Linked DNA regions of Mus musculus: regions 1, 2 and 3 are each linked to region 4. Evidence: chromatin loops called from intact Hi-C (ENCODE). Cell type or tissue: heart. All regions are shown on one strand.

Evidence for each region. Peaks named below come from ENCODE experiments on the same cell type or tissue, not always from the same donor. Only the 100,000 strongest peaks of a DNase experiment are listed, where the experiment ranks them.
Region 1: a loop joins it to region 4, with 2.2 times the contacts of the local background. A loop is called at or near these places in 3 of 42 quality-filtered maps.
Region 2: a loop joins it to region 4, with 3 times the contacts of the local background. A loop is called at or near these places in 5 of 42 quality-filtered maps.
Region 3: a loop joins it to region 4, with 2.2 times the contacts of the local background. A loop is called at or near these places in 11 of 42 quality-filtered maps.

Annotation. Positions count from the first base shown.
Region 1 is chr8:47,367,368-47,375,367 of GRCm38, forward strand. It overlaps a transcript of Stox2 not described here. Among named protein-coding and RNA genes, the nearest start is that of Gm39171, 48 kb to the left of the region's middle. In heart, CTCF peaks have their summits at 4,460 (motif pointing left) and 5,726 (motif pointing right); a DNase peak (open chromatin) is centred at 3,544; H3K27me3 peaks cover 2,305 bases.
Region 2 is chr8:47,410,023-47,418,022 of GRCm38, forward strand. It overlaps a transcript of Stox2 not described here. Among named protein-coding and RNA genes, the nearest start is that of Gm22857, 26 kb to the right of the region's middle. In heart, CTCF peaks have their summits at 2,673 and 3,482; DNase peaks (open chromatin) are centred at 2,619, 3,729 and 4,289; H3K4me3 peaks cover 2,690 bases; H3K27ac peaks cover 1,668 bases; H3K27me3 peaks cover 5,099 bases.
Region 3 is chr8:47,551,747-47,559,746 of GRCm38, forward strand. It overlaps Rwdd4a (RWD domain containing 4A), which reads left to right. Exons shown (of 8, transcript NM_203507.3): 8 at 1-1,091. Among named protein-coding and RNA genes, the nearest start is that of Rwdd4a, 22 kb to the left of the region's middle. In heart, a CTCF peak has its summit at 2,052 (motif pointing right); a DNase peak (open chromatin) is centred at 4,905; H3K27ac peaks cover 451 bases.
Region 4 is chr8:47,671,738-47,679,737 of GRCm38, forward strand. It overlaps Ing2 (inhibitor of growth family, member 2), which reads right to left and starts at 3,422. Exons shown (of 2, transcript NM_023503.3): 1 at 2,769-3,422. The coding sequence starts at 2,943. It overlaps AA386476 (expressed sequence AA386476), which reads left to right and starts at 3,654. Exons shown (of 1, transcript NR_166692.1): 1 at 3,654-8,000. In heart, a CTCF peak has its summit at 3,691; DNase peaks (open chromatin) are centred at 1,794, 2,044 and 3,494; H3K4me3 peaks cover 4,216 bases; H3K27ac peaks cover 3,245 bases.

The DNA of each region.
Region 1 (8,000 bases), 300 kb before region 4:
GTTAGTGAAAAAAAAAATACGAAAACCATTTACTCTACCATTGTAATGGTTTTTCATCCTAAATTCTGAACAGCCCTACAGGACACACTGAAGTGACTTTGGGAGATAAAATGTTCTGGCATTCTTAGTCCTCTGCCCTCCCCCGCCCAAAAAAGAGTGCTCTTATCCTCATAGGCTAAGATATCATATAAAATTGTATTTGAAAAAAACAAAGAAGGGACAAGGCTATAGTGGCTCGTGCCTTTAATCCCAGCACTTGGGAGGCAGAGGCGGGTGGATTTTTGAGCTCAAGGTCAGCCTGGTCTACCTCTGTAGGGAGTTCCAGGACAGCCAAGGCTACACAGAGAAACCCTGTCTCGAAAAACTATAAGGAGGAAGAGGAAGAGGAGGAGGAAGAGGAAGAGGAAGAGGAGGAGGAGGAAGTCATAGTAGTAGTAGTGAAGGAAGAAAGGAAGGAAGAAAACAAACACAAGAAAAGATTTTCTCCACCGCCTACCCCCCAAAATCTTGAAACTCACTGTGACCTATTTCACCTACAAGTGGTGACAACAACCTCAAGTGTGTTTCAGAAACCATGACTGGAAAGAAGTCATTATGTATTTACAACCACACAGAACAGAACTGGGCTAGTTAGTTTTTGTCACCTAGACACATAGTCATGTGTGAAGAGGGAGCCTCAGATGAGGAATTGCCTCCATTGGAATGGCCTGTGGGCGTGTCTGTGGGCATTTTCTCAATTAATGACTGATGGAGGAGGGCCTGGTCCACTGGAGACAATGCCACCCCTGACTGATGGAGGAGGGCCTGGTCCACTGGAGACAATGCTACCCCTGACTGATGGTGTAGGGCCTGGTCCACAGTACCACCCCTGACTGATGGAGGAAGGCCTGGTCCATAGTACCACCCTGACTAATGGTGGAAGGACTGGTCCACTAGAGACAATGCCACCCCTGACTGATGGGGAAGGACTGGTCCACTGGAGATAATACCACCCCTGACTGATGGTGTAGGGCCTGGTCCACAGTACCACCCCTGACTGATGGAGGAAGGCCTGGTCCACAGTACCTCCCTGACTGATGGTGGAAGGACTGGTCCACTGGAGACAACACCACTCCTGACTGATGGAGGAGGGCCTGGTCCACAGTACCACCCCTGACTGATGGAGGAAGGCCTGGTTCACAGTACCACCCTGACTGATGGTGGAAGGACTGGTCCACTGGAGACAATACCACCCCTGACTGATGGAGGGGGGCCTGGTCCACTGGAGACAATGCAACCCCTGACTGATGGGGAAGGACTGGTCCACTGGAGATAATACCACCCCTGACTGATGGTGTAGGGCCTGGTCCACAGTACCTCCCTGACTGATGGAGGAGGGCCTGGGCCACAGTACCACCCCTGACTGATGGAGGAGGGCCTGGTCCACAGTCCCACCCCTGGGCAGGTGGACCTGAGTTGTGTAAGAAAACAAACTAAGCCTTGGCGAGCAAGCTAGCTTTCCTCTCTGCCTCTTCTTGTCCCCACTCCTGCTTGAGTTCCTGCCCTGACTTCCTTCAGTGATGGACTATGACCAGGACACAAAAGGCAAGTGGACCCCCTTCTCCGTGAGTTACACTGCCTCGTGATGTTCATCACAGTGATACAGGACAAACCAGGCCATGGACGGAGAACCTTATCAGACCCATTTGTTGAGCCTCTCTGATGATGAGCAGTTTGCAACATAATATAGGAAAACGCCCCCAGCTTGGTATGCCACAAGAAGCCAAGATTTTTTTTTTCTTTGTCCTAAAGCAATTCCCTCCGTGCCAGCCTGACCCTGTTTAGACACAGCCTTGCTCTACCTTTATTAAATCTATAAAGTTACAAGCAATTCGAGTCAGACCACTGTTGTACCACTTCACACCTCTTTGCCTGGCAGTAGCCGGTTCAAAAGTCAAAAGAAACTGCAAACGGAGTTCCAGAGCACCTATAATTTACTTTTATAACTATTGAATCATTAACAGGGACTTCTGGAGGTAATTAAAGGGAAATGGATAGGCCTTGACTCTCAGGTTGGGAGTTTTCATGTTTGCTCTTCACAGCAAAGCAACAGTCTGCTCTACTCCATTCAAAGCATCTGAAAAATTAGTCCAGTCATGTCTCAAGGAACTAGAAAGCCGATACAGCCCAGGCAACGATCCTGCATGCTCAGGGAGGCTCGGTTTTGCTCGGCGCCTGCCCGAGGCCGCCTATAACAACCCCAGATTCCTAAACGCTCAAGTCAAGAGAGGCAGCAACAGCTAAGGAAACGGGGAATTACCTGGGCGCTAGGTAGAAATGACTGTGTCTTGTAAATGAGCACGAAAGGATCAAGTGGCTTCATTATCCATCTAACTTCTCCAACAGGGGATTACATAAGGAAATTAATTACCTAAGCCAGACGCTGGCAAGCACGCAGCAAAGCAGGCTGAAGGCAAAGCCAGCATTCATTTTTCCCATAGAAATGGCTCCTTCAGATTGTATGACTGCCTGGGAAACTAAAGTCTTCCCGACAGGAGCAGAGTTGCCGTACCCACTACGGTAAAAGTGACCCGGGGGTGCTTTTCATTGTTCCTCCTCCCTGCGTTCTTGGGACAGTCCAGTTGCCCCAGTCACCTGGGATGTATTCCCAAATGCCTCCAAGATGTTGTTTTCCCGGCCTCCTTTTCTGAATGTCGAGTGGACTCAGAACCGTCATTCTCAGTGGTCGATGACTCTGAGCGACCTGGCAACCAAATGAGCTTCGTTTTAAAAGCAGAAGTAGACTGGATGTGAGAGGCGAGGCAGGAGCGGCCGGCAGACCACAGATAGTTCTGATCATCTTGTTACACAAGTTGAATATTTCAGGTCCGAAAATATAAAACCCGAAATGTTCCAAATTGCAAAACTTTTCGAACGGTGAAAAGAAGCCACCCATCCAAGACTCCACACCTGACTCATGAGAAGCTTGAAGCATCAACGTCCAAACAGAGCACGCTAAAGATTCCATCTAAGATCATCTCCGGGCTACACATACAAGTACAGGAAACATAGGTGAATTTCCTGTTTAGACTTGGGTCCAGTCCTCAAGATATCTCATTATGTTTATTAAAATATACCAAAGTCCAAAGACATCCAAAACTAAAACCATTTCTGGTCCCTAGCACTTGCGGTAGAGGACACTCAATACCAAGATGATGAAAACACTCACGGATCCACAGCTGTGAGGTCTCTCAGAACTGAGTAACCACGTTCCTGAGCATGTACTTGTAGTCAGACAAACCATAGCAAACTCATCGCACCGAGGAGAGTTATCTGGCCCCTGAGGTAAGCTTATCCTACTAAAATTCCCATTGCCGTTGCATCTTGTGTTTTAATCATTTTCAGTGGGAGCCTTTGAGCTGAGAGGATCCCTGACAGTTTTATAGAGTCAACGTACAGGACATGGCCACCCCACACAGTGCCCCAAATACCCCGCTTATGTAAGTCTCTGCTTGCTCTTCCTGGAGCAGCAAACGGGCCTGTGACCTGGTTCTGCCTTTCTTCGCTCGCCCCCTAGTGGGGAGACTAAGGCTGCGACAGCAGCTCGAAGAAGAGGAAAAGAGCCTGGAGAAAGGTGTCTAGGACAGGGAGACGGGGCTGGGCTGCCACAAAACCAGAAAGGACGGATACTTAAGGCAAAACATGGTATTTTCCCAAGTTATATAGAATTTTTATTTTAAATTATGCATGCATGCTCAAAAGAAATTAGCCCTTCATCCACCTGTTGGAACTAACGAGCTAGAGCTCTCAAATTTAGACTTGACTCTTAAATGAAAGAAAAATTATATATGTTATTGCATGGGACATCACTTTTCACTCAATACACCCCCACACACACTGCCTGGCAACTAACACACATACATATGTTCTCTCTCTCTCTCACACACACACACACCAAGAAAAGATGTTTGCACCCAGACTGTGTGCACAGCAAGCCTCTCTGGTGTCACTTGAAGCCAGTGTTTTACAAAAGAAACCAACAAAGAAAACCCTTAGTGTGTTGTGTGTTCAGCCAAACTATTCTGGACACAATACCAACAAAGGGTGGGAACTCTGAGCAGCCGCCCTGCCGTAACTCCTTCTGTAGACTCTGCACCTACATTGTTCTTACAAGATGAGGCCTCTTTCTCAGATGTAGCTTATAACAAACAAAACAATCCCAGCATTGCAAATGATTGCCATGAGATCACTAACAAAAGTGTGTGCCGTTATGTGGAAATCACGAGAAGCCAAGGTGAAAGGTCATGGTTCTAACTCCGAACTTCAGTTTTCCTCCATAGCCCATAGTGTAGCCTTTCATAAGGTCACAACTTTCCCAGCTACAAAAATTAGAGACTTGAAAGCTTCCCTCAGAGTTTCTACCCTGGCTTTGATTATCTTAAAAGAAAGTGTGGGCACTATGCCTTCCATTTCCTATGGTCATGGTGCCCTCTAGTGGCTTATAGGAGCTATGACATGTGTAGGTTGTGCTTTCTTTTCTTTCCTCCTTTCCTTTCCTTTCCTTTCCTTTCCTTTCCTTTCCTTTCCTTTCCTTTCCTTTCCTTTCCTTTCCTTTCCTTTCCTTTCCTTTCCTTTCCTTTTTCCTTTCCTTTCCTCTTTTCTTTTCTTTTCTTTCTTTTCTTTTTAACCTGGGAGAACGGTAGGTACAACCTTTCAGTCAATTTGTCTAACCATGGTAACCAGGCATCTGGTCAAATATCCATCTAGATGCCACTGTGTATGTTTTAGATGAGAATAACACTCAGTTGACTCTGGGAAAAGCAGATTACTCTCTCTGATTTGGATAGATGGCCATGGGAACTCAGGCAGCAGGCACCTTTCAGAATCTCCAGCCCCGATCTCCAGCTTGTCTTCCTGTCCAGTTTGGCCCGCTCTGTATGTGCCTGTGTGTCCGGGGAGGAGAAATATGTGTAGAGGGGATGTTCTTGGGGGTAGGAGACAGGGTGCATAGCACTGAGTCTACATCCTATGTCTTTGGAGAACCGTAACAGGGAAAAGGGAGTAATAAATCAAATTACCATACATAAATGTAACAAATTATACACAAATGTAACAAATTATCATACACAAATGTATCATTCCGGGCCATCGGAAAACATTTTTTTTTCTTTTTTAGTTTTTTTTCGAGACAGGGTTTCTCTGTATACCTCTGGCTGTCCTGGAACTCACTTTGTAGACCAGGCTGGCTTCAAACTCAGAAATCCGCCTGCCTCTGCCTCCCGAGTTCTGGGATTAAAGGCGTGCGTCACCACGCCCAGCTGAAAACATTTTAATAACTACAATGACCATAAAAATCATATTAAAATAAAAATGACCCAAAATTTAGTATGTAGTTTTACTCATGTAAAAGTTTTACCTAAATGTGAAAAGTGATTTTCTATTTTACTTTTAATTTTGTATGATCTGCAGGATCAAAATTTAATTTAATCTCATAATGTAAAGTAAAAGTTTTAATGAAGATATTGACAGGTGTGATGGCTCAACAAGCCTTTAGCCCTAGATCTCTGTGAATTCAAGGCCAGCCTAGTCTGCATGGGGAGTTCCAGGCTAGCCAAGGCTACACAGTAACTACTACCCTGTCTCAATCAGTTAAAACATCAAACAGGTATTTGTATTTTACTTTTTTAAAGGATTTATTTATTTATTTATTATATGTAAGTACACTGTAGCTATCTTCAGGCACTCCAGAAGAGGGCGCCAGATCTCATTATGGATGGTTGTGAGCCATCATGTGGTTGCCGGGAATTGAACTCAGGACCTTTGGAAGAGCAGTCAGTGCTCTTAACCGCTGAGCCATCTCTCCAGCCCCTATATCTTAATTTTATGACAGCACTAGTTACAATAGCCACAGGTAAAATTAAACCAGGTAAATATTAGCAACAAATTCATAAGTATATTGTAATCATGTAATGAAGTATATTATTCAGCCACCAAATGAATGAATGAAACTTTGAATCTGCTACAACATGAACTTATCCTAAAATTATTATTTTTAAGATTTATTTTTATGTATATGAGTGGTTTGCCTGCATGTTTGTACACCATATGCATGTATGTACTCTAGATATGTACCTGGTACCTATGAAGGCCAGAAGAAGGCATCAGATTCCCTGAAACTAGAGTTATGGGTGTTTGTGAATCACCGCATAGGTACTGAGAACAGAACTTAAGTCCTCTGTAAGAACAGCAACTGCTCTTAACTACTGAGCCGTCTCTCCAGCCCCCTGAAAATATTATTCTTAATGAGATATGCTGGGTACAGAAAGATAATTACTGCATGATAGCACTTATAAACCGGACCAAGAGTAAACAAATGTGTAAAGACCGAAAGTGGAACAGAACCTAGCTGGGCTGTGGAGAGGGACTTACAACTTAATAAGCACAGAGTTTGGGGGTTCATGAAAAATGTTTTGTTTCAGAAGGAGTGACGGTGGATGGTTACTGAACTGTGTGATCAAGACGATAAATGGTATATGTGGTTGACGATAAATGGTATACGTGGTTGACCACAACGCTGAGAGATGCTCCTCCCACTCTGTGGGGCTGCAGTGGGGAACCGTCCCCACTCTGATGAGCCCTCCCTTCTGCTGCTGAGGAACACAGGGCTTCCCTCAGAGTCACGGCTGCCATCTGTGCTCTTACCTCCATGGTACACAAGGAGTTGGGAGCTCTGGGTAATGTCATAGCCCCAGCCCTTGTCACAACATTTGGCACATAGTAAGAACTTTTTAAGGAATGATAATAGAAGCCAGAAAAGCTGGCTCACCCAAAGTTTTACTGAACCTGCTTGGTCAGGCTAGAAACACACATCCCAGGTCTATTACCATATCTTCAAGTGAAGTGGTGTAGTTTGAAGTATTGTAGCTTCTTGTTTATTCTTTTGGTTTTTTTGTTTGTTGGGGTTTTTGTTTGTTTATATGCTTGGTTTGTTTGGTTTAGTTTGGTTGTTTAGTTGGTTGGGTTTTTGTATTTCAAAACAAGGTTTCTCTGTGTAGCCCTGGCTGTCCAGGAACTCACTCTATAGACCAGGCTGGCCTGAAATGCAGAGATCTGCCTGCCTCTGCCTTCCAAGTGCTGGGATTATAAAGGTGTGTGCCACCACCTCTCTGAATCCTCCTTCATTACAATTACAAGTTTCAATGTGCAAAGCCATTGAGACACATGAACTGACAGTTCGGGCTAGCACAGTCCCATCGGTCCAGGACACTGCCACCGCTGGGAACTCCTGTGCTGCTGCCATGCTCATCGGTCTGAAGAACGGGAGCTGCCAGGCGGCTTCAGAGCATAAAGGCATTAAAAGGCATGGACTTGAAAAATGGGCAAAGGAGGGCTGCGGGACCACTCAGCTGATGGCCTCTGTTCAGACTCCAAAATTCACATTAGAAAGAGGATATGGGGACAGAATGTATGTGTATGTGTGTTAGACAGGGTGACACACCTGTACACCGAGCTCTGGAGAGGCAGAGTCAGGCAGATCCCTGCAGCTCACTGCTTATAGAGCAGCCTGGGTGAGGGAGGGAGGGGTGTCGGGGAGGTGGATGTAACCTGAGGATGACACCCGGGGTTGGGGTTGGTCCCTGACCCCCACATGCACCTGCACACACACAAACATGCATGCACACACACACACACACAGAAAAAACAAAAACAAGATGGGCAAAAGATTTGAATTAACAGTTCTTCAGGGACTATCCAGCCAATAAGCACACTCAGCATCCTTTGCTGTGGGAGAAATGTAAACCAAGACCACTCCTTCCCACTGCTGAGACTGTTCAAATGAAAGGGAGGACGATAAGAAGTGCCGGTAAGGAGCGGGGGATGAGAAAATGGTGCGGCACTTTGCAAAGTCAGTCCAGCCATTCTTCAAATGGTTAAAGTAAGTTACCACATGACCCAGTAATACAGCTTCTAGAATACACCCCGCAGAAATGCAAACACAGGTCCACACAGACACGTACATG
Region 2 (8,000 bases), 260 kb before region 4:
ACAGACACTGAAACGCTTGCATTTTCCAATGTAGATGTTTCCCACTTCCCAGTAAGCTATGAAGTAAAATATGAAGGGCAGAACAAGACAAAAGTTTCTAGGTACTGTCTATGCAGCCTCTCGTCCAGGATGGCGTAGGGGCACTGGCCCAGGAGATGTGCATCTGAGACTGGCAACAAAGCCTTCTTTTCTCTTCTTCACTGGGAGAATCTGAGAGAACAAGTTCACTACAAGTTCACTGTCCCTGGTGGGATCTAAGGAACCATCTAGAAAATGATCCCTTGTGTGAATGTCATTATTACTGCAAGAATAATAAACCGTGAGCTAACAATTGGCTGTCGGTTATTTCGGAGCCCCGCCTGGTTCATGTTCATGTTCAGCAAGTAGGAATATCATGCTCTCTGCAGTGCTCACTGGTGTCTCTGGTTCTGTGGCTGACCCACATGAAGTCATTAACTGAGATCACAAAAGAGAATGAAGGTATCTGACCACATGCTTAAGTGCAAAATAGAAGATCAGTTGGAAGACTTACTAAAAGATATGTAGTAACATTAAAATATAAACCAAAAAAAAAAAAAAAAACCCAGATTACTAAAAAGTATCAAAGCCGGTGTTTGCTTCCTGCTCTTGTACATAGATTGAGTCCGAGGGCATGCTAAAACGTCAATCTCATTTTTCAAAATCAGATTTCACCGCTTATGGTGTGATTCTTTCTTTCTTTTGATTTGTCACCAGTAGTAACATTGTGTTTCAGAATGAAAGGCAGTGAGCCAGTCCCCAGTACCTCCGAGAAAAGAGGGGGCCTGCCACAGGCATTGACATTCCCGTTGGAGAATTTTATAACACATCCTAATCTCTCTAACAACCCATCATTAGAACCACCATTAGTGGGGAGAAAGTGAAGCAAGCACCAGCAGACATCTTGACCCCCCAAGGGGGTTCAAAAGGCAGTTGCCACCTGCATATCAGCAGGTACCACCCCCAACTCCCCAGCCCCAGCTCTTTTATCTGATGCCTCAGGGTTTTAAGATGAAGCATCTTCCTCCAACCCAAGACCCTAAGTTAAGGGCTGAGCCTAATCCTGCAGTAGCCAAAGCAGACTCCTATCAGGAGAAGGTCAGCCTGCAACAGGCAATATTCATAATAACGGCAATAATCAAGCAACTTCAGCAATGGGTTTGGAACCTTTCACATTTGTCAAAATGCTTCTCTCTGGTGAATATGACAGATCACTCATTGCAATCTATTTATAAAGACTCATAAAATAACATTTTTTAAAAAAATGAACATACCGAAATGTTTTCAAATGAAACTATGTTGCTGTTCCTTAGATCCTATCCCCAAATTTGGTGGGCGTGCAACGGCCTCCAGATGAAACGAGTAAGGAGGCCATTGTCAAACTTTTCAGTTTTACAAGGGGTACATTAGACTATAAAGTACATAGATGAAAACTCCAAATCCAAACACAAAAGCAGCCTGAGATCGAGTTTCAAAGGAAACTAACAAAATACTGTAGAAAAGGTCTTGACGATGTGTGCACAAACTTAAGGATGACGATTCGCCTCCAAATGTTCAAGTCCTGCACTGTAAAAGAAGTAAAGGCAGACCAACCCTCAGAGGCGTTCATCTCGGCCCCTTTAGTAATGCAGGCAGCTTAATTACAGGGGCTGAACTAGGGAGATGCGGGGCGTCGGGGTGGGGGGGTGGGGGGAGGGGTAGAATCAAGATCGGTCTTTGAGACAATAAGAAACAAGCTTTCACTAGATGTTTGTCTGGTCCATTCAAAGGAACTTTCACAAAAACAAATCTCTGCTACGAAAAAGAAAAAAAAAAGACAAAATACAGCAAAATAAAAATGCTATCTGTTTACCATCCGCATAGAAAACACATTAGTAGGTAAAAGCTAATCCTTCAGGGGGGCCGCGGGGACCACAGAAGGTCGCTTTACGGGCTTCTACAGTTTGAACTTTTGACCTCTTCCCAAAATGTCATAAAAGAATGTTTAAGCCCTGGAACTAGAAAGAATGCTTTCTTTATCGGATCGTTTCATAAAACATCGCTATGTGCTATATTTGCTCTTAGCCACCGGGCCCGTCGTCCAAAACTAAAGTTTTCTAAGCGCCAGGTTGCCCGGGATTAAGAAAAACATATTAAGTAGGATTGCAATAAAAATACAAGTCAATACAACCCTGAGTTACAGCCACGAAAACCCCTCTTCAGCTATTCTGCTCAGTATTTTCTTTTCTCCTTCGCCACCAACAAACTAAAAGATCAAACGTTTTCCCTAGCTCCTCTCAGTTGTCTTTTTTTCTCCACCTTCAATCACACAGTACTGTTTGGAAGTTCTCCACAAGCAAAGAACTATACCTTTTGTCTTGTACGGAAATGCGGGAGAGTGAGAACGGCGCCAACACACCTGAGCCAAACGACGTGCCCCACGAGGTCGCCACCCTGGAAAAGGATGTCCTTGGGACCGAGGCGCTTGTGAAGGGCCGGCCACGCACACCTGGTACCACTGGAATCCCGACTCTCCGCGCCCTCCCTCGGCTTGGCCCGCACTCCCCACGCCCGCGAGGCGTGGAAAAGCTGACATCCGTAGCCCCGACCCGTGTGCACCCTAGAACTCCGCGCCGCCTACCTGGCCAGCCCCAGGCGCCGCCCCGTAAGGCGCGCCACCGACGCCGCCAGGAGGCTCCCCTGGCCGCCCCTGACGCGCGTGGTGCAAGGAGCAGTCCACGTTCCAAGTGCCCTAAAGTCCCCCGATTCCGCGCTCCCGAAGCGCCGCGGACCCCTTCCCAGACCGAGATGCGCGCGAGAATCCTGGGGCCCCGGGAACTCGGCCTAAGCGCAGGCTCAGCGCCCTCCGGAGCCGGGGATAGGGGATAGGGCAGGGACCCCGCAGCCCGACGGAGCGGCGGCACTCACCCAAGCAGCGGATCTGGAAGCCAGAGGGGGGTCGCAGAGCCCTGCGTGTCCAGCCCTCCCGCAGCGCCTCTAGATGCTCCTCCTTGCCCTGGATCAGCAAGACCTGCTCGTCGATCCAGCCTAGGAAAAAAGTCTCGGCCACCGCGGCTGTGACCTTCTTGTTCCAGAAGTGTTGCATGTTCTCCGCTTTGAAATCTGCGAAGATCTCGTACCCGATGTGGTGTCGGGCGAGCTGCCGGGGTTGGGTGGGAACCGGGGGCGAGGGCTGAACCGTCCCGGGCTTCTCCTCTGCGGAGCTGTCGGCCGGGCCCAGGACGATGGCCAGAGAGTGCGGCGCGATCTGCAGAAACTTCTCCATCTTAACCAGGCATCGGTCGCGCAGACTGCACTCACCGGTGCCGCCTCTGCGGGCTGCTGGAAGGAACCGGCACCGGACAGTGGCTGTGGAGAGTCAGAGTCTTGCCTGACGTTGGGGGCGGGGGGTCCGCACCCTTCCCCGCCCGTCCTGCCCCGCGGGAGCCCGGGAGCCCCAAGGCGCAGCCCGCGGGAGGGCGCAGCAGGTCGCCTCGCGGTAGTGCCGGGAAGGGACACCGACGCAGAGCCTGCTGCCCCCCGAGGTCCCGCGCCAGTTACCTGCAGCCCTCGGCCACCCTCCGGGCACAGCTCATTTTCCAGCCGTGGCACCCTAGCCTTCCTTGGCAGCCCGCAGCTCCAGCGGGGGCGGAGAGCCGGAGGAAAGGGTGCCGAGGGGGCGGGCAGTTCGCCGCGATCCGGGGAATTCCCTCGGCGGGACCCGGCCTGAGGAATTCCAAGAAGGCCGGTACCGGAGACCGTGAAGGTGGCGGTGTTGGCAGGGAGAGTTGAGTTTAAGCGCCCAGCTCCGGGCAGATCCGGAGGGGGGAGGGGGACGCGCGGCGCCACTGAGAAGGCACCGATTCCGGAGCAGCGAAATGTCGCTCCGCCCCACGCTCCACCCCCGCCCCCACCTCCCACCTCCCCTCAGAAACAAGTGGTTTCGCTGGCTGGTTAATGTACCCTAAGAAGTAGCTTTTTAAAAAGCCTAGTCAAGCACGAAAAATTGTCATCAGTCCCTCCTCCAACTCCAGTGGACCCTCTTCTGTCTCCAGCCTGTACGCGACCCTATCCTGGAAGACACCCAACAATTCCCGAGGTTAGCTGTGCAGTGGAGACAGAGATTATTATGCCTTCTGAAAAACTTTAACCTTGTTTCTGTGCGAAGTTCTGATTTGCATAGAAGCTCTAAAGAGACATAAGAAGCTCAGGGTGTAGTTGAGTTTGCCTCAAGATCACCAGGAACACTTGATTGTGGTCATGAGATGGCTCAGCAGATAAAGGCGTTTGCTGCCAAGCCTGGGTATTTGAGTATGATCCCATGAACCCACGTGGTGAGAGAAGAGGACTGACTTTGAGAGGCGCGCGCGCGCGCACACACACACACACACACACACACACAGAGAGAGAGAGAGAGAGAGAGAGAGAGAGAGAGAGAGAGAGAGAAGTGTTTTTTAATAGATAATTGGGCACCACTCCTAGGTTCTATCTCAAATGATTGAGTTAGTATAGAGAGAGGCATCTAACTCGTTTGTCATTAGAAAGAAAATAATCCCATGTACTTATTTTGTGTGAATGTGCAGGAAAGTGGAAGTCAGGAGATATCAGAAGACAGTTTATGCTCTCCACACAGGTCTGGAGAACCAAACTCAGGTGATAGACAGGCTTGGCAGTAAGCTTTATCTACTGAGCCATCACGTTGTCTCTTTATTAGTAATTTCTAAGAAATATCTAGGCACTGCTGTTGCGGGTTCTGGGCCATCCTCTTTAAAAAAAAAAAACACTGACTTAGAAAAAACACTCAGGTGATGGGGCCGGGGCAGCTAAACTGTTCTCTGGGGGCTTCTGAGAATTTAAAAATCACAAAAGTCAGATGCTTTAGTCTAACTGAAGGACGACCTTGGAAACCTCACTGAACCCTGGTTTCCCACGTGTATAATGGGAGTCGCATCCCGCCTCCCTTACTGCTTGCCTGAGAAGACTCCAGCAAGGGGGTAGGTCTGACTGTGTTTGCATTCAGCAGGGTTCACAGGCTCCAGGTGCTCCATCACAGAGCCATCCATCCAGGGACCACAGCTGGGACTCCACATTCTCCCCTCGGAGTTTGGAGTTTCCCGGCGCCCACTGCCTAGTGAGACCTGTTATTTTCTTGCCTGGATGGTAATGTTCATCTCTAAGCTTCAATTTGCTCTCCTCTTCACTCTGCTCTCTGGGCCTGGGTCTGGGTAATGGCAGCTGGAAAACACAAGACAGAAGGCACACTTGCAACTCTATTTTTGCTTAACATTTCTGCCTTTATTATTCTTTTTGCATGGTTTAAAACTAAGCTGCAAGAATTGTACAAAAAAAAAAAACAAAAACAAAAATCCAACAACATATCTTCAACCAGATTCTGAAATCATTAAAATTCTATTATCTCTACAAACACCCAATTTCTTTTTCTAACTTTTAAAAATCTCTCCACTGTTGCTATTTTATTCTTTGTAATTAGCAAGTATCTTCTTCAGAATTATTTTTAAGCACGTGTAAGTATGAGTGTCGGTATGTGGGTATGTACACATACATGTGGGTACCCACAGACACCAGAAAAATGGCTTCAGATTCCCTGGAGCTTGAGTTAACAGGCAGCTATGAGTTGCCTAACATGAACTCTGGGAGTCAAACTCTGGGCCTTTGCAAGAGCAGCCCACATCTCTGCAACATGTGAAGTATCTTTTTAAAAGCAGAAAGGAAGAAAGAGAGAGGGGGAGGGGGAGGGAGGGGGAGAAGGAGGGGGAGAGTGGGAGAGGGGGAGAGGGAGGGGGAGAGATCTGCTTTCTGGATAGCACTGGTGCATGCCTTTAATTCCAGCATTCTCCAGGAGATCCAGGCCAGTGGATCTCTGTAAGTTTGAGGCAAGCCTGGTCTACAAATCAAGTTCTAGGACAGCCAAGCCTACACAGAGAAACCCTATCTGGAAAAACCAAAAAGAACAAACAGAAAGATTGACCTATTTTATGTGTGTGCATACTGGCCTGCGTGTATGTACACTCGTCAGATGAATGCCTAGTGACACAGAGACCAGTAAAACGTGTCAGACCCCCTACAACTAGAGTTATAAATGGCTGTGAGCCTGTGAACGCTGAGAGCTGAGCTCAGGTCCTCTGCAGGAGCAGCAACTACTGAGCACCGGGCCCAGCTTCTCAAGAAGAATCTCTTTGAAAGACCCTCTGAGAGCGTGTAAGTATCACGGTGCTGTTCCTCAGCACGGAACTTGGCCTATTATTGATCCTGGCTTAGTTAATGGCGATGATTGCTAAGGTCTGGCAGTGTAGGTCTGTGCCAGCATCCCAATGTTCTACTTCCCTTTCTCCTCTTCAGTTTGTAGCCACAGGGACTGCGCATTCTTACTCAGTAGATTATAAGACGTGACTCTCATAATGTATAGCGCATGCTCTGCACAAAGCAAGACCCATAGGATGCTGTAAAGCTGGCTGGCTCCAGGGCCCTTGTATTGAGCCTATCATTCTCTGAGTACTTCCTTACTTTCTGACATGTCAAGATATTGCAGGATCTTTTTTGCTCCAACCAAAGGACCAGGCCACTTTTCCATGGAGTGCTGCTTCTTTTTAATGTAGAATGCTACTCAGGAACCAACATCTGGCTACCAACTATGCTCATTGCTATTGAGATGGCATTTGTCTTTGACTAGTCTACCTCTCAAGACACTGCACTCCCTGCTCCATGCGATGACACCCTCGTTGGTCCATACAGCAACAGTAGGCGTGGGGGAGGGGTCCCTCTGTTCATTCAAATAGTCAGTATGGAGTGGGGCCTAAGACGGATGCAGGGTCTGATTGCACGGATGTGGGATCTGAAGCAGGCAACCTCTCTGAAGTAAAGAACTATTACAAGAAGAGGGATAATGGGGTAACGTGCCTGACACCCACTGGGGAGGCAGCAGAACACCCATCCCCCACCTCTCTAGTCCTACACGTGCGGATATAATTACTCTTAATGTTGCCGTGCACATACTACCTGCTTCTCACAAAGCCCAGAATATGACTGTATTGCGACGCTTCGCTTCTCCCCTCCACTGAACAAAATCATCTACTACTAGGGGCGTGGATGCCGATTCTGAACATTATCACATCTTGCTTTGCTTTAAAAGTCTATTATCATAGAAGAGAAGGGGTTTTAAAGCTCCCCTGGACACATTTTCCTTCTGGCAACTGACTCCCTTCCAGAACTTTCTTAAATGACTGCTGTGCACCCTGGACCATCCTGAGATCAGTTTTTTCCACCTGAATACTTCCAAACTATTAGGGGAAGACCCCATAGGCCTGGGTAGGGTGTCCCTCTGTCCTGATCCTTAGTCATAAGACCCCTTAGAAGCTGCTCACAGCATCTTGAGTATCTCTCAAGTCTTTCCAAATCTTAGCGTGTCCAGGTGCCAAAGCCAGCCATGTTCTGTGATTTCGACCTTTCTCCTACTTTGCTTTCTATTGCTGTAATAAAGACCAGGACTCAAAGCAACTTGGGGAGAAAAAGAGTTTAATTTTTCTCTTGTAGTCCATCATGAAAGGAAGCCAGAGCAGGAATTCAGGGCAGAAACCTGGAGGCAGGAACTGAAGCAGAGACCGTGAGGGAGGGCTGCATACGGCCCTGCTGTCCGTGCCTGTTTGCTTTTCCATACAACCTAGGAACAGCAGTCCTTGGTGGTACCCTCCCACATCGATCATGGATCAGGAATTGCCTAAGGGTCACTCTGATGGAAGAGTTTTCCCAAGGGAGAGTCCTCTTCCCAAATGTCCCTGACTTTGGCCAAGTTGACAAAAACAAACAAACAAACAAACAAACAAACAAAACAAAACAAAAAAAAAAAACCAAAACCCTAACCACTGTTGGTCACCTTGCCTTAAAGCAGCCATGTTTGTGCCCAGACACTTGACACTTGGACAGTGTGCCCAGGCTTGGACACTAGCCATAGAAAGTTTATTTTCTTTTTGGTGTTGTTGCTATTG
Region 3 (8,000 bases), 120 kb before region 4:
TTAAGATAATTCTCTTTGCTGCATAGGTCAGGATGAGAGTATAAGATGCCTTAATATTTAATTTTTGTACCGTTGGAGACAGTGGTTTTAATAAATTCCTAATATTTGCCATCGTGATGTTTTGTTGTTGTTTGGTAATAGGTCTTTCAGGGGAGTCGGCGTTAAACACACTTCGAATCTGGGGGCAGTGCTTGGGCTTTGTGGGGGTTTTGGTTTTTGGTAGGTTTTTTTTTGTTTGTTTTGTTTTTTTAATAGTGTCTTTTCAAGTATCCAAATGTGTTTCCTAATCTTGGTGTCTGTTCAATAATATATATCCACTCTTTGTCATGTTGAACTATTGTTATACATGCTTGGTTTTTAAAATCATTAGGAAAGGAAACTTGCTGTAGTTTTATTAGGAGAGGTATTGGGGTGTGTGTATGTGTGTGTGTGTATTACAGTGATTGTGTGTGATTCCACGTTGTTAGAACACCAAGCTATACTGTGTAGATTATATCAGGTTTTAAAGAACAATCAACTTTTAGAGAAGTTACCTTAGCATAAGAGCAGATAGATCTGTGGATTTCACAAAGTTACCCCTGGCTCTGGTTAAACTGTGTGAGCTGTAAAGTAAGTGTAGTCACAGTGAAGAGTTTGCTTTTGTCTCGTTTTCTAGATGAATATTGGAGATGCCTAGACTATAACAACTTTTCTTTTCAAGCTTCCGTTTGTGCAGTTTTTATTGTCATCTTGATTTGTTAGATTTTTTTTTTTTAAAGAAACATCCTGTAATAGAAAAAAAGTATTTTGTTCTGTTCTAAAGGTCATTTCTCTGGTAAAAGTTACTGTGATTCTTAGATTGCAAAGAATAATGCTAGTTAAATGCCAATGAACTATTTTTACTCTTTTTCTATGAAATGTATAGATCTCTGGGGCAGACGGTGGCAATGGTATCCCTTTTTACCTTATAAACACTTGAACACTTGCATCAGAAATAATGCTGACCTGATAATGCTCCCACTATATTTTCTCAAAGTCTGTTTACTTAAAATTGTATGAGATGACATGACTAATAAGCAATAAAGACTGAATTATAGTGATTTTTTTCTATATGTTTTGTTTCAAATCACTTCAGAAAGAATAACTTTTTAAATCTGCAGTAAAATTATCTTATGGTGTGACATGTGTGCTCCTGCTGGAACCATTCAAAGTGTCATATTCGAAGAATATTAAAAAAAAAAAAAGCTCAAGAGAAAGTAAGGAGAAATAAGAAGATGGAAATTTCAATGTGGAAGTTAAAAACAGTTTGAGCTTCTGGTCAGCCTAGAACTAGAAGTTATACCCAGACCTGTCTGCACACTTACTGGCTCAGACCCATTCTCCAGCAAAGGCCCTGAGTAAGAGGGCCTGCCTTGAACTCTGGTTCTGATGGAGAGCTAGCTATACACAAACACATACACTGCCAGTACACACTGTATCCAAGAGTTAATACACACTTGAATTTTGTAACTGGTCTTTTAATATTTTGTGGGTTCTTCTTTCTTCCACCCTTCTCCACCCTTTCAACCCCCTAACAGTAGATAGGGGAAAGAAAGGAGAGGAAGCAATGTAATGGTTAAACCGCTTCCTACTTATTGGGGGCTTCGAGTTGTCAGGATATCTAATTTCTTCTTTCTTCTTTGCACGCCACTACTTGACAAACCATGACCAACAGCAACCAACAACCCACCTATCAGGGTTGTAGCATTTATATACCCTTCTGAAAAGTTCCCAGAATTACAAACATCACACAATCACAGTAACTATCTATCTGCAGCTGGCAAAACACGCCCCTGCAGAGCATGAGGCAAATCATAGTCACCTGCTGTGGACACTCTGAAGCCGCCCTATGTCCCACACCTAGCATTGAAACAAAAACACATACTTAAATATTTCTGTCTTTTAAAGAATCCAAAATCCCAAAATTCTCCCTGCAGGATTTCAGCCCAAATCCTGCCCCCTAATAATGGTTATCCCTTGAGTATGAAATGACTCCCGACAGGCTCATGTGTTGGAACACATGTTTCCCAGCTGGTGGCGCTGTTCAGAAAGATTGTGGAACTTTTGGAAAGAGGAACCAGCCTAGGTCAAGGCAATAAGCAAGGCTGGAACTGTGGATTCTCTGTGGGCAGGCGACCAGACCCCACCCCAAGCTCTCTGCGTCATTTCCACTGAAATGAGTATGTGCGCTCATTGCTGTCACCCCTGTGCCTTCCCGCCATGAGACCATCCCCTGAATCATGAACCAGAATGTCTTCTTAAGTTTTGTCGGGTGTTTGTCATTATGATGTCAAGGTAACTGAGGCAGTATGAAAAATACAAAACAAACTTTGACAAAAACCTCAAACTATGGTTTTAGTTTAAGATGGTACAGGGGCTGGCTAAAGGGCTCAGCAGATAAAGGTGCTTGCAGGCAAGTCTCAATTTTTGTTCAATCTCTGGGACTCAAACAATAGAAAGAGAACTGATTCCTCTGATTGCCACATGCTCTGTGATACCCCACCACACACAAAAATTAATAAAATACTATTTTAAAAAATATATTAGCCAGACAGTGGTGGCACACGCCTTTAATCCCAGCACTCGGGAGGCAGAGGCAGGCGGATTTCTGAGTTCGAGGCCAGCCTGGTCTACAGAGTGAGTTCCATGACAGCCAGGGCTCTTGGAAAAAAGAGAGAGAGATTAAGTGGTACCCAAATTACAAAGGTATGTAGGTACGTGATAAAAATGAACACAAATCTACTCTAGAACAACCACATTCAACACACTTCTCCAAATAGATCCTTGTAGCACATGGAATGTCTGCTTAGCCTCAGGTACCATGGGCAGTCTCACACCGTCCTGTAAGAACCTGACAAGAAAAACTTGAGTAAGAGCCACCAGGATATAGTGACATTCGCATACCCTAAGTACTTTTTAAAAATAACTTACTATTTTTATTTGATGTATGTTAGTGTTCTGCCTCCATGTATGGCTGTGTGAGGGCGTCAGATCTCTTGAAACTGGAATTGCAGACAGTTGTGAGCCATCTCGTGGGTGCTGGGAATTGAACCAAGGTCCTTTGGAAGAACAGCCAGTGCCCTTAACTGCAGAGCCATCTCTCCAGCTCCACTCCTAAGTATTTTAAAATAAGGGAATTGCATACATTCCAAGAAACTTAAAAATCAGCAAGCAGGAATGCCCCATACAGAACTTGTCACCGGAAAGCAGTCACTAAAGTTAGTGTGCAGGGAAGAGAAGTCAGGCCAGACCAACACCCTGTAGAGTGAAAGTAATGCTAAACCTCTAGTTTAGATTTTTCTTTTTTCCTTTTAGATTTCAGCATTAAAACTTCATCCATCCCATAGCATTTCTCCACTGGCCGCAACAGGTCAGATTAACTAGATAAATCTAGCCCCAATTTCTGCTGGGGACTACAGATATGCCCAAACCTACACTTTATTTCTTCTTCTGTTTTTAATATTTATTTTTTTATTCATTCATCCATTCATTCATTTATTTAATGTAAGTACACTGTAGCTGTCTTCAGACACTCCAGAAGAGGGCATCAGATTTCCTTAGGGATGGTTGTGAGCCACCATGTGGTTACTGGGATTTGAACTCAGGATGTCTGGAAGAGCAGTTGGTATTCTTAACCACTGAGCCATCTCACCAGCCCCTACACTTTATTTCTTAAGACAAATACGCAAGCATGGCAGTCTTTCCAGAGGATGATGTAGTCAGAAAAACAATAAACTGTGTGTGGTGGCTCATGCCTTGTGTGTTTGAGGAAGGGGGGCGGGGCGGGCACACGACTGTGGAGGATTTGAGGTGAGTGTGGGCAACAGAGAGCCTGTTTAAAAATAGAAAGTTTTTCCAAAGCTCTCAGGGACTAAACCACCAACCAAAGAGTACTCATGGAGGGACCCATGGCTTCAACCACATATGTAGCAGAGGATAGCCTTATTGGGCATCAATGGGAGGAGAGATCCTTGGTCCTTTGAAGGCTCAATTCCCCAGTATAGGGGAATGCTAGGGCGCTGAGGCAGGAGTGCGTGGGCGGGTGGTGGGGCACCCTCATAGAAGCCGGGGGAGAGGGGAGTTTGTGGAGGCGAAACTGGGCAGGAGGATAATGAAATGTCAATAAATAAAATAACCAATAGAAAAATAAAAATAAAAAATAGGAAGTTTAAAACTCCTGCTACTGACAGACTCCCTTCTTTTTAGCATAGAATTTCTACAAAGTAAAAGCAGCGGGAATGACAGTCTGGCAAGGCTGTGTTTCAGAATTCAGTGTTTTGCCACAATCCAGAGTGTTTTTCAAACTGCAATTTATGGTCCATTCATGAAGAAAGAATGGGCGGTCTTTGCTAGCACTTTGTTTTTAATGAGACAGAACTAGAACCGAGCAGAGAATACCAGCATGCCCCCTAACTTTTGTGGGGGTGCTTTCTTCTTTGTGAGAGCTCGCTTGGGTTTCTGTGCTGGTTTGGGTACCGAGTCATGATGTCAAACTTACTAGGAATCGGAGGTGAAAATGAGAATCTAGAAGCCACGGTCTGTGAAGACTCAAAAATGTAAAAACATAATTTGCCTGTGGAGCGCTGAGGATTTTATTGCTGATGATCAAGTAAGGAAAACCATTAACACCAGGCGTAAGAGTGGCTTTGTACACATGATGACGAAATGTTCAAGCGAGGATCATGGCAGATAGGAAGAGTCCAGGGGACATCTCCGGTAAAGGCACATTCTTTTCCTTGTTCTCATCTCTAATAGACGAGGACCAAAAGTCAAAAAATACGTCCTGTTTTCCCACGGGTTCCACTTGCTGAGTCTCCTGCATGAATCTAGATTCTACGATAAAGTGTTCTAATGGGCTGAGGAGGGCCGAGTTGAAACAGTCAGGAAGTGGCCCCACCCTGCTGGTTTTTCCAATTGTGAGTCCAGGTCTCTGTGACTTAGGAAGTGATCCAGAGTGCTGTTGGGGTTTAGCCTGCTGAGGCTCTGACTGTGACTTCTAAGCAGCATTCTCTAGGCCGTCCTTTCTCCTTTTGTTAATACAAGAAATGTTATCTTAGAGAAGTAGGAAAATGTCCAAGAGAAAGAGAGAGACAAAATAAAAGCTTATTATTATTATTATATTATTGCTGGAAATTGAGCCTAGGGCCTTATGCATGCTAGACATTTGCCCTACCACTGAGCTGTGTCCACAGCACATAGATTTAAAACATCCTGTGTGAAATCCAATGTGACCAAAAAGAGGAGGAAGAGGAGGAGGAGAAGTAGCAGGAGGAGGAGGAGGAGCAAGAGGAGCAGGAGAAGGAGGAGGAGGAGGAGGAGGAGGAGGAGGAGGAGGAGGAGGAGGCAGGACAATGAATAAAACCATGTGCAGCTTTTGCAGAGGACCAGAGTTGGGCTCCCAGCACCAGCACAGGGCAGCCTGTAACTCTCGTCCCATGGGCTCTGTCACCACCTTCTGGACTCCGTGGGCACCTGCATACATGTGGTACACTCAGACACTCAAACACAACAAACAAATCCTTTTTTAAAGACTATTTATCTTATACATGTGAGTATATTGTCTCTTCAGACACACAGAAGAGGGCATCAGATCCCATTACAGATGGTTGTGAGCCACCATGTGGTTGCTGGGAATTGAACTCAGGGCCTCTAGGAGAGCAGCCAGTGCACTTAACCGCTGAGCCATCTCTCCAGCCCACAAATAAATCTTTTTAAATAATATGATGGATACTAAAGGTCAGAAACATCTGGAGGAAGGGCTTCGGGGCAAAGGCATGGCTCAGCAATTAGGAATGCTTACTGCTCTTGCAGAGGATGGGGGATTATTTCCCAACACTCCATCAGACAGCTCACAACCACCCGGAGCTCCAGTTCTGAGGAATCTGCTCACACTGCAAGGTGAAGCTGGAGGGCCTGTGGTGTGTTGTTGTTGTTGTTGTTGTTTTGTTTTTTGTTTTGTTTGGTTTGGTTGGTTGTTTAAGAAGACCAAAGGTTGCCTGTGGCCAGCCTCCCTTAGGAAACATCATGAATCCCTGTTAAACCCTGTTAACCCCTGTTGCCTGGTGAGATTCACCCCGAGACTCCTGGAGTGGATGCACACAGCTCCCCCACATCCCTTAACTGCCGTGTGTCCTCAGAATCCTTTCCTGGACGTCTATGCTTCATCCGTTTTCCATTTCACTTGACAAATGCCCTCCAGAGGCAGCTCAAAAATTAACTTTTAAATTGACAAATGTGAGTTGTTTTCATTAAAATCCCCCAGGATAACGGAGAAGCTATGGAGTCTGGAATATAGGGATGTCTGTCCATCTGCTAAAAGAAAAGCCTAGCTCCTGCCACGGGCTGGCCAGTGGCATCTGCTCAGTTGTCCCTGCGTGTCCAGTTTACTCTCTCCTGTCTAGGTTTGAAAATATCGCTTTAGTAAAAGTCATACATGGTCTGGCGTGTCTTTAGTCTCAGCACTGGGATCAGAGGCTGGCGGATCTATGTGAGTTCAAGGCCACCCTATTGTAAAGAAAGAATTTCAGGCCTTCCAGGACTGTGTCTGAAAGTCAGCCATCAAGTTACTTTGAGACCTTTCTGCGGTGTCCCTTCTTATCTCCTTCCCATTCCAGGCAGATGATTCTGTGGCCCATGTCTGTGACCCCATTCCCTGTGACCCTGTCATGTGGCCTTTGTCCCGGCTGTTGCCTGTGCTCCGGGAAGTCCTCTCCAGACTCACACAGTGCACAAACCTCAGGTTTGAGCTGACAGCCTTGGATTTCACTGAGTGCATTAGAGATCCTGTGTGGCTTTAACATGGGGGTGATTGTGTTTACACAGTGTGTTGTCCGCTTGAACGACTGAAGCAAAGAGAGAGGGCAGGGAGATCAGACACGGGGGCAACTGATGTCGGCTGGAGAGGCTGGAGATAAGAAGTGCTTAGGTTCTGGCTTTATACTGAGAGGAATACTGACAGAACTTGTCAGTGGGAGGGAGAGGCAAGAATGATTTCTAGTGTTTGAGACTGGGCCATTGAGAAAATAATGCAAATATGAAATCTCCCTAAATGATACTGCCAAGTTAGGCAATCCTACTAGAATTAGTTGATTGACTGACTGATTAAACTTGTGATTCTTCCCTCCCATCTGATAAGATTAGAAGCATATACTACCACCAACGGCAAATAATTTTTTTAAAACCCCACTTATTTTATTTTTGGTGTATGAATGTTTTGCCTATACACATATTTATATATCACGCGTGTGCTTGGTGTCATCGGTGGCCATACGTAAGAGGGTGTCAGACCTCCCGGCACTGGAGTTACCGATGGTTGTAGGTCACCATGTGGGTTCTCCGAATCAAACCTGTGTCCACAGGAAGATCACCCAGGACTCTTAGGCCTTAGCAGTAAACCTGCAAATAGATTTTTAAAGAAAGAGAAGCCAATGTCTTTTTTATTTTGGTTTTGTTGTGGTGGTTTTTAGTTTTGTTGTTGTTGAGACAGGGTTTCACTCTGTAGCCCTGGCTGTCCTGGAACTCACTATGTAAACCAGGCTGGCCTCGAACTCACAGAGACCCACCTCCCTCTGCCTCCTGAGTTCTGGGATTGAAGGCATGTGCCGCTACTAACAAATTTCTTAAGGCAAACCAAACATCCGGGCAAACTAGGAAAAGTCCTTTCTGAAGCAAGTCAACAACTGCTTAGAAAACAAGACTCCAAGTGGCACAAAAATAAGATTATTTACAAGGGTCCAGAGAGATGGCTCAGTGGTTAAGAACACCAACTGTTCCTCCAGAGGTTCTGAGTTCAATTCCCAGCAATCACATTCTGGTTCACAACCATCTGTAAGGGGATCTGATGCCCTCTTCTGGTGTGTCTGAAGACAGCTACAGTGTACTACGATACATTAAATAAATAAATAAATAAATAAATAAATAAATAAATAAATCTTTTTAAAAAAATACTATTTACAAATGATTAATGAGCAAAGTAAAGATCG
Region 4 (8,000 bases):
TGTGTCATACTTGCACACTAACACTGTGATGAGATAAAAATTTATAAAGACACCTTAACTATACAGTGAGGGGAAAAAAAAGCAAATTTTAAAGAAGTACTCAGCCCATATTGTGGGCTAGAGATTTTTTCCTTTCATCTTGCTGGCCTAGTGCCACAAGCTGCTAGTGGCAGCTACTTGAGAAAGTGAGGCAGGAGGATCCCAACTTCAAAAGCTGTCTGGGCTACACAGTGGGTTCAAGGCTCTTCTGGGTAACTCAATGACCTCCTATATTAAAATAAAGAGTGAAAAGAGGGTTTGGGAACAATTCAGTGGTAGGCTGCTATTGCTTGCTACACATGCGTGAGACCCTAGGTTCAATGTTCAGCACTTAAAAAAATGCCTCCAGAGTAAACCTGTGAGAATGCAATCACTGCTACCTGAAGTGGGAAACAATGATCAAGACCTTCAGACTTTGAACTGCCAAACGTGCACATCTGATCATGCAACACTTTCCATACACTGTACAAACGGCATCGGAAATCCCACATTACATTCTAGCTCAAAGGCTAAGATTTCTCTAGAAAATTATGAATGAAATGCTGAGGAGACAATGAAGGCTTCCTATAGCCATATCCTGCAATAAATATTTAAACCAGTTGTGCTTTTTCTTTGTTTCTCTACTTAATGAACCATGCAATAATTTCTGAAAGGCACAGTAACATTAGACCCCCATACTAGAAAATACTTAAGAATCAGTGAATATAAAATCTGGACCAAGAAAACAAAAATATATAAAGCTTCTAACAAAAATAAAACTGTGAAGTTGAGCTTAGCAACTCTGTGCCTATGCAGAAGCTAGACCACGATTTGTGTATTAATCTTGGAATTAATCTCAATCATAATGGAGCTGGTTTGCATTAACCTCTCAGTCTTGTAAGATCTACTATTCATGTTACCTGAACAGTTTATGACAATTACAGGTAACTGGTATCACAGATTTCCCTGTCAAAAAATTATGTCACTACCAATCTAAAAGTCTAAGCTTTGCGCTTTTAAAGAAAAAAAACTACATATTTTGGCACAGAATTCTCATGCTAGGTTGCCATTCATGTATGTTCCCTATGTCTGCAGAAAATACCACAGAATGATTTTCATTTTTTGAAAGGGTGAACTTGTAGGGCCTTTACCTATCCTGTGTGAGTCCTAACTTCAATCTCTTGGGATTGAGAGGAGTCACAGTTTTAAAACGGTTTTAAAAGCAGACAGCTTTGAAATAAAATATTCTCCACCAATTAACTGAATTCATTATACCATCCCTATAAATTTTGTCTATAAAAGTAGATTTTTACCTCATAAGTCTTTGAATCTGGTGAAAACACTGTTATACTATAAACAGTGAGAGACTTAGAAAACAAGTTTGTCGATTGAAAACACCTAAGTGCTCTTACATGCTAAGTCACCATGGGGTGTATTACAGGATTAAGTTACAGGACTGGGGATGGTCTGGGGAAACAGAATGACTCCAAGTTGTTTTTATGGTCCATATTAGGTCTACACAGTTTCTTGACTAGGGGTTACTAAAGGCTGAACGTATCCCCATTTAAATTTCTCCTGTCCTAGCAGGAGAAAGGTATGACAATCCCTGAAGATATTCCCTGTCCTAGTTTCTTTGATGACAAGAAAAAGCTTTTCTCCTCATTTAAACTTGGTGGAGGAGGAACCCAAGGGTGCAAAGACGCCAGGTGGTTGCCCAGCCAACGAACCCACTTCCTCCAGAAGTCCGGAAGTGACACATGGCCCGGAACCTACGCTGAGCCAGGGTCAGAGACAGTCCCCCACGGCGGTGTCCGCGTCTTGATTCACTAACCGGGGTGGGGGGGGGGGCTAGGGAGAGATTTGAAATATCTCTCCCAACACCCAACACTGACTCCGCCCAGGCCCACCGACCGTCCCGCCCAGCAATGGGTTCAGTCCACCCCAGGACCCTTCCGAGCAGCCCGCCGTGGCCGACTCCCGCGGGAGCGCGCGCCCCGCCCATACGACGTCACACCTGCAGGCCCCGCCCCTAGGCCGGACCCTCCCCGCCACACACTCACACACACACGCACACACACACACGGACGCACACACATACACAACACACACACCCCTTCTCCGTCTCGCCCTGCGGGGGAACCCCTCCCCCTTTAACCATTTGGCAGTAGCCGAAGAAGGGCTGAGTGAGACACCGGGCGGCCCGGAACTTTCCCCGGGGCGAGAGGGAAGCACAGACCGTCCCAGTCCCGCGCCACGCCGGGAGCTGGAGGGGGGTGGGGGTGGGGGGAGAGGCATCTCCCGAGTCCACCTCCGCCGTCCTCTCGCCCCCTCCCCCCCATACGTTCCAATGCATCTGCTCGCAGACGGAGGGAGCCCCAGCAGGCAAGGGGCTAAGCAGGCCCAGCACCCCGGTCCAGCCCCGCAACCCTGCTCGTTGCACACTCTCCAGCCCCGGGCAGGACAGTGTGCGGCACCCAACCGGCAGGCACCGGAACAAATGCTCGCTTAAAAATGGCTGATTCCCGTCCGCGGCAGCTGCAGCCAGCCGCCGGAGCTGCAACGGGGGCTGACGGACGGGCGGTCCTCGGAAGTCCTCGTCAGCCGCAGCCGGGACAGGGAGGGCCGCGAGTGTGCTGTGCCGTCCCCCCACCCAGACACACACACACACACACACAACCGCTTCCCGGCCCCACACACCAGATCGCTCGGTGCACTCGGCGCACACTGTCACCCGAAAGAAGGGAAAGTACCTTGGTATTTGTTGTCCAGCTCCCGCAGCACCGACACGTTCCTCTGCATGTCGTGGGGCAGCGACTCCACACACTCCAGGTAGTCCTGCACGTAGCAGGAGAGCAGCCGGCTCCGCTCTCCGGTCAGGAGCGCGGCCGACGAGTACAGCTGCTGCTGCTGCTGCTGCCCTAACATCCTGCCGCCGCCACCACCACCACCGCCGCCGCCGCCGCTGCTGCTGCTCCTCGCCGCCGCCGCCGCCGCCGCCTCCGCATCCAGCAGCCACACATGCAACAGCCACGACCGCCGCTCCTCCGCTCGGCAGCCCGGCGCCGCGGGGACACGGCCGCCGCTCGAGAGGGCACCGCCGAGTCCCCCGATCTCCACTCCCCCAAGAAGAAGCCCTTACTCCCCGCCCCCGCGGTAACAAGCCCAGGGGCGGGGCGAGACCGGGGCTCCCTCCGGCCCCCTCCCTCTCTAGGAGAGCGAGCAGCGGGGTTCCCCGCGGCCGATGGCGCCGGGGCTCCCAGGCAGCGACGCTGGCTGTCCCCCCCGGGGACTCCCCAGACACTACCGGGGCTGCCCGGTCGCCCGGATCCCCGTGACAAGCCCCTCGCTACCCTCTCGCCTCTCTATCAGCCTCCGTGCCTGTCGGAGTCTCACAGGACTAGTCCCCGCCCCTTGGCCAGCGACCGCATCTGCGCCTGCGCAGCACTCACTCCTAATAAGGCTGGGGCCCCGCCCCTATCGTCCTACCGAAGAGTTCGCATTCTCCCGCCTTCCCTGCGCCACCCGGGCGATTGGTCTGTCAGCTCTCGCCTGGGGGCGGGGGGAGGGTGCGGAGGCCGGCCAAACGGCAGGCCGCGCCCCGCCCCCTCTTAAAGGGACCGCATGGCTGAGCCTGCCCCCTTCGACCGAAGTCCTGACGGTTGCCCCCGAGAGGCCGGGCGACCGCTCTCTTCGTTTCTGTTCCCCTACAGGGATAGGAAGCGCCGGCTCGGCTCGCTCGGCCCCGAGTTACCGACCTTGCCTCCATCTGGCGGATCCAGCGCCTCCCTCGCGAGCCTCCAAGACAGCAGCGAGCGGCCCCTGGGCGCCGCTGGCCGAGTGAGGCCTGAGGGGGAACTAAGGCGACCCAGGGTGCAGCGGGCGCGGCTCCGGGCATGCGCGGCGACTTCCCGCCGAGCGCCCCGCGGCCACGGTCCCGGAGCACCGGGGCGGACCGCGGAGGTAGGCGGTGCGCCCTCTGCCCTTTTAAATGCGGACTCCCCGCCTTGCGTGCGGCCCCTCCACCCCCCAGCGCCGGGGTGGCTCTCAGGGTCTGCTCCCCCTCCTCGCGCTTAAGAGTTTGGTTTAGGGAGGTGGCAAGGCTGCACGCCGCCCCGGTCCCCAGTCCCAAACCATCTTAAGGAAACTGTTGTCAGATGTCGAATCGCCTAGGCATCACCCGCCAGCGAGGACACACAGTCCTCACTGTCTTTTCACTCGGCTTCACCACTAGCCAGCAGGGGATCAGTGCAGATGGGATTAGAAATCGGATCAACCACCGAGTGCGGTGCTTTCCGTGTGAGGGATTATCCGCCTTACTCCCCCAGTACCATCAGTGAAATGCCGGTAGGAGGAGCTCACTGTAATTACGGATAGACTTCCGGAATGTATATAAATATGTGAGCTGTTTTGGTTTTGGTTCTCCCCCCCCCCCCCAACCGAAATAGGTATAAGAAAGAGTAGTCGCTTAATTCAGATGAGATGCCCAATGGGAGCGGCGTCTTTGAATGAGAAGAGAGAAAACGCCAGAGTGCTAAGTTTGGGTGCTCTTGCCCGGTTTGCAGCGCTATACCTGTTGCCCGGCCTGTTCAGCACACTTTCATACAGTGGGGTATATTAAGCAGCTGTTGGGATGCCAAGGGAAACCTAGGTCCTGGTCTAGATGAAAATTTGGATTTCGACAAAACACAACGCGGAATTCGGCGTCCTGAGGACAAGGGCTATATTGGAAGGCCTGGGAACTAATGTGTTAATGTACTTTAACGCTGAGATTTTGATCAGTGGAGTATTAAGCCAACCGAGGCAAGCACAGTATTTATTGAATTTCTGAGAACGTGGGACGAATTTTCTTTCCATTATTTAATATTAAAGAGCCAGGTCTTGTTGAAAATAACCATTGTTAAGGTTATTGACTTGATTTTGTTGTTATTTTGTTTTTGGTTTGGTTTGGTTTGGTTTGGTTTTGATTTCGAGACAGGGTTTCTCTGTGTAGCCCTGGCTGTCCTGGAGCTCACTCTCTAGACCAGACTGGCCTCAAACTCAGAAATCCTTCTGCCTCTGCCCCCCAAGTGCTGAGTTAAAGGCGTGTGCCACCACTGCCCAGCTTGTTCCCTTTTTTTAAAACCTGAATTAATTTTTGTATTTACTCACAAACTTGGTTCAGCCAATTCTAGCTAAAAGGTGGAATTACTGCAAGCTGCCCTGTTTCTTACTGATTGGAGTTAGACACTGTATGGGCCCATGGATTTTATACAGCCTGCTTTACTGAGCTGCAGGCTGACTGGTTGTGACTTACCAAGAGCAAAAAAAAAAAAAAAACAAGTTGAGAAGCAAGGAAGGATTTTGGAAAGCATTCTTGGTACCTCAAATAATTCTGACAGACTGAAGGACGAGAAAGAACTCCAGATCCCTGTTTTCCACTGGCACTGATAGAAACTTTGTGAACTTAAAACATGATAATGTGTATGGATTAGTGCAGGTGTGCTTTTCTTGCTGCATTTATTCATACAGGTTAATCTAATTCTGGCATCCTTCTGGAAGCAGCCTGTGTGGGGAAAATGTTTACTCGAGGATGGGAAGTAGGCATTGCATTCTTTAGTCCTTGCAATTCCAGCTCTTGACCCAAGCTATTTATCAGTGTCCTTCTCTTAAAGTAGCTACTCATATGGCCTCTTCAGAGTGGGTCTCCTAACTCCTGAACGCAAAATTTAAAAATCTCCCACTCTACACTCTAGAAATTGATGCTATTCTGGGGTGGGATGGGCAGGGTTGTTCTTTAGTATTTTGTCCTGCTCTTAAACTGACCTGGAAAAAGATAAGTAGCTGATGCCCCCCCCCCAATAGTGTGCAATTGGCTTCAAATTACTGGACTAAGTCTATTATGTGCCTTTTATTAGGTGCCTAATGGGAAATGTCCTCAAGCCTATTTCTTTTATACTAAAATGTTTATGTCCATAGTTAATATGGTATGAGATGAGAGAAACAGTCTCAACTGATTAAAAGCAAACTAGCAGGAACTGAGGGAAAACAGTTTCTGCCTGAATTAAGCTGATTACATTAGAAAATCTTTTCTTCTGTTTAATATTTCATTTTTTTCCCTTTTTTCTTTTCTTTGATTGGTGGCTGTGTACCATGTACATGCCTGGTGCTCAAGGATCTTGTATCTTTTGCACTGAAAAGGGTGTCAAATCCTGTGGACCTAGAATTGCACACAGCTGTGAGCCACCGTGTGAGCGCTACAGACCAAACCCAGATCCTTTGCAAGAACAGCCCGTGTTCTGAAACTTAGAGCCATCTCTCCAGCTCGGAATTTTTCTTTTTTTTAACTTTTTGAATTTTGCCTTTTAATTATTTTTTTTTTTTAGGTTAGCTTACAAAGTAATGGGTTTTATCGTGACATCTTAATACAAATATGTCATAGGCCAGGTTGGCCTCAGACCTGAGATCTTTCTTTGTCTACCTCTCAAGTGCTGGGAATACTCGTATGTGCTGCCATACCCAGCTTAATATACATTTAAAAAAATTTTAGGATGTAAACTTCCAAACACAAAAGTATACTTATATATACCATTTGCTCAGGATCCCCATTATCAGCATGTGACTATATTTAATGGATGACCTTTGTTTTTCATCCTCAGTGGAGTAGTAAAATCTTATTTGATGGGGCTGTAGATATGGCCCAGTGGTTAAGAGCACTTGCCGCTCTTGGACCTGGGTTCAATTCCCAGCATCTACAGTGCAGTTTATAACCATTCCTAATTCCAGTTCTCTGACTTCTGTAGGCACCAGGCATAGATGTGGTGCACCTACATACATGCAGGCCAACACTTACACACATAAAATTATCTAAACACTTTTTTTAAAAAAAAGGGCGGGGCATGGTGGCGCATGCCTTTAATCCCAGCACTCAGGAGGCAGAGGCAGGGGGATTTCTGAGTTGGAGGCCAACCTGGGGTGGGAGGGGGGCGGGCAGGACTTCTCCAAGGTCACTGAAAAGCCACCCAAACGATCTCTGCTGGTGACACTGCTTCTTAAAATATTCACTGAAGAGGAGCGTCTGTGCTACTTAGCAGTGTAGGGTCTCTTGTCTGACCCTACTTCTATTTTCTGTTCAAATTCCTCTCAGCAAAGTCTTGTATAAATGGGGTGTGTGTGTGTGTGTGTAGAATTTTTTATTACAGGAATTTTGGTTATTCTACCTCATGGATGTATATTTCCCAGCAACCACCTGGTGGCTCACAGTTATCTGTAACTCCAGTTCCAGGGGATCCGATCAATGCCCTCTACTGACCTCCATGGCACCATACACACAGGTGCACATACATACAAGCAAATGCAACACTCACTCATACATGTGTAAATACAAATCTTATGTGAAAGTGCTTTACCTATAAACAGATAAAATACAATAAGAGTTTAGACATACATTGCCATTACTCTAACCCATAAATTTTTCATAATAAGAGTTTCTGTGTTTGTCCACTGTCTCATTTAATCTTTTCACATTTGTATTAACAGAATCCAATCAAGTCTCAAACATTTCATTTGGTTAGTGAGGGTTTTCCTAAACCAGTAAGACCAGTTAAGTCCCTCTTCAATTTAATGAGACTGCAATGATTATCTGATATTTGGATGGTTGAAAAGCACTGTTAAAAATATTAGGAGATTCAGAAAAATTATGTATTTGAGTACACTGTTCCTCTCTTCAGATACACCAGAAGAGGGCATCGGATCCCATTACAGATGGTTGTGAGCCACCATGTGGTTGCTGGGAATTGAACTCAGGACCTCTGGAAGAGCAGTCAGTGCTCTTAACCACTGAGCCATCTCTCCAGTCCCAGAAAAATTATGGTAAATGAAATTTTTACATAAAAAGGGCATCAGCCTGGTGTGATGGCATACTACTTCAATCCCAACACTCTAGACACACAGGAGGGCAAAGATTTTGTGAGTTTGGAGCTGGAGAGATGGCTCACCAGGTAAGA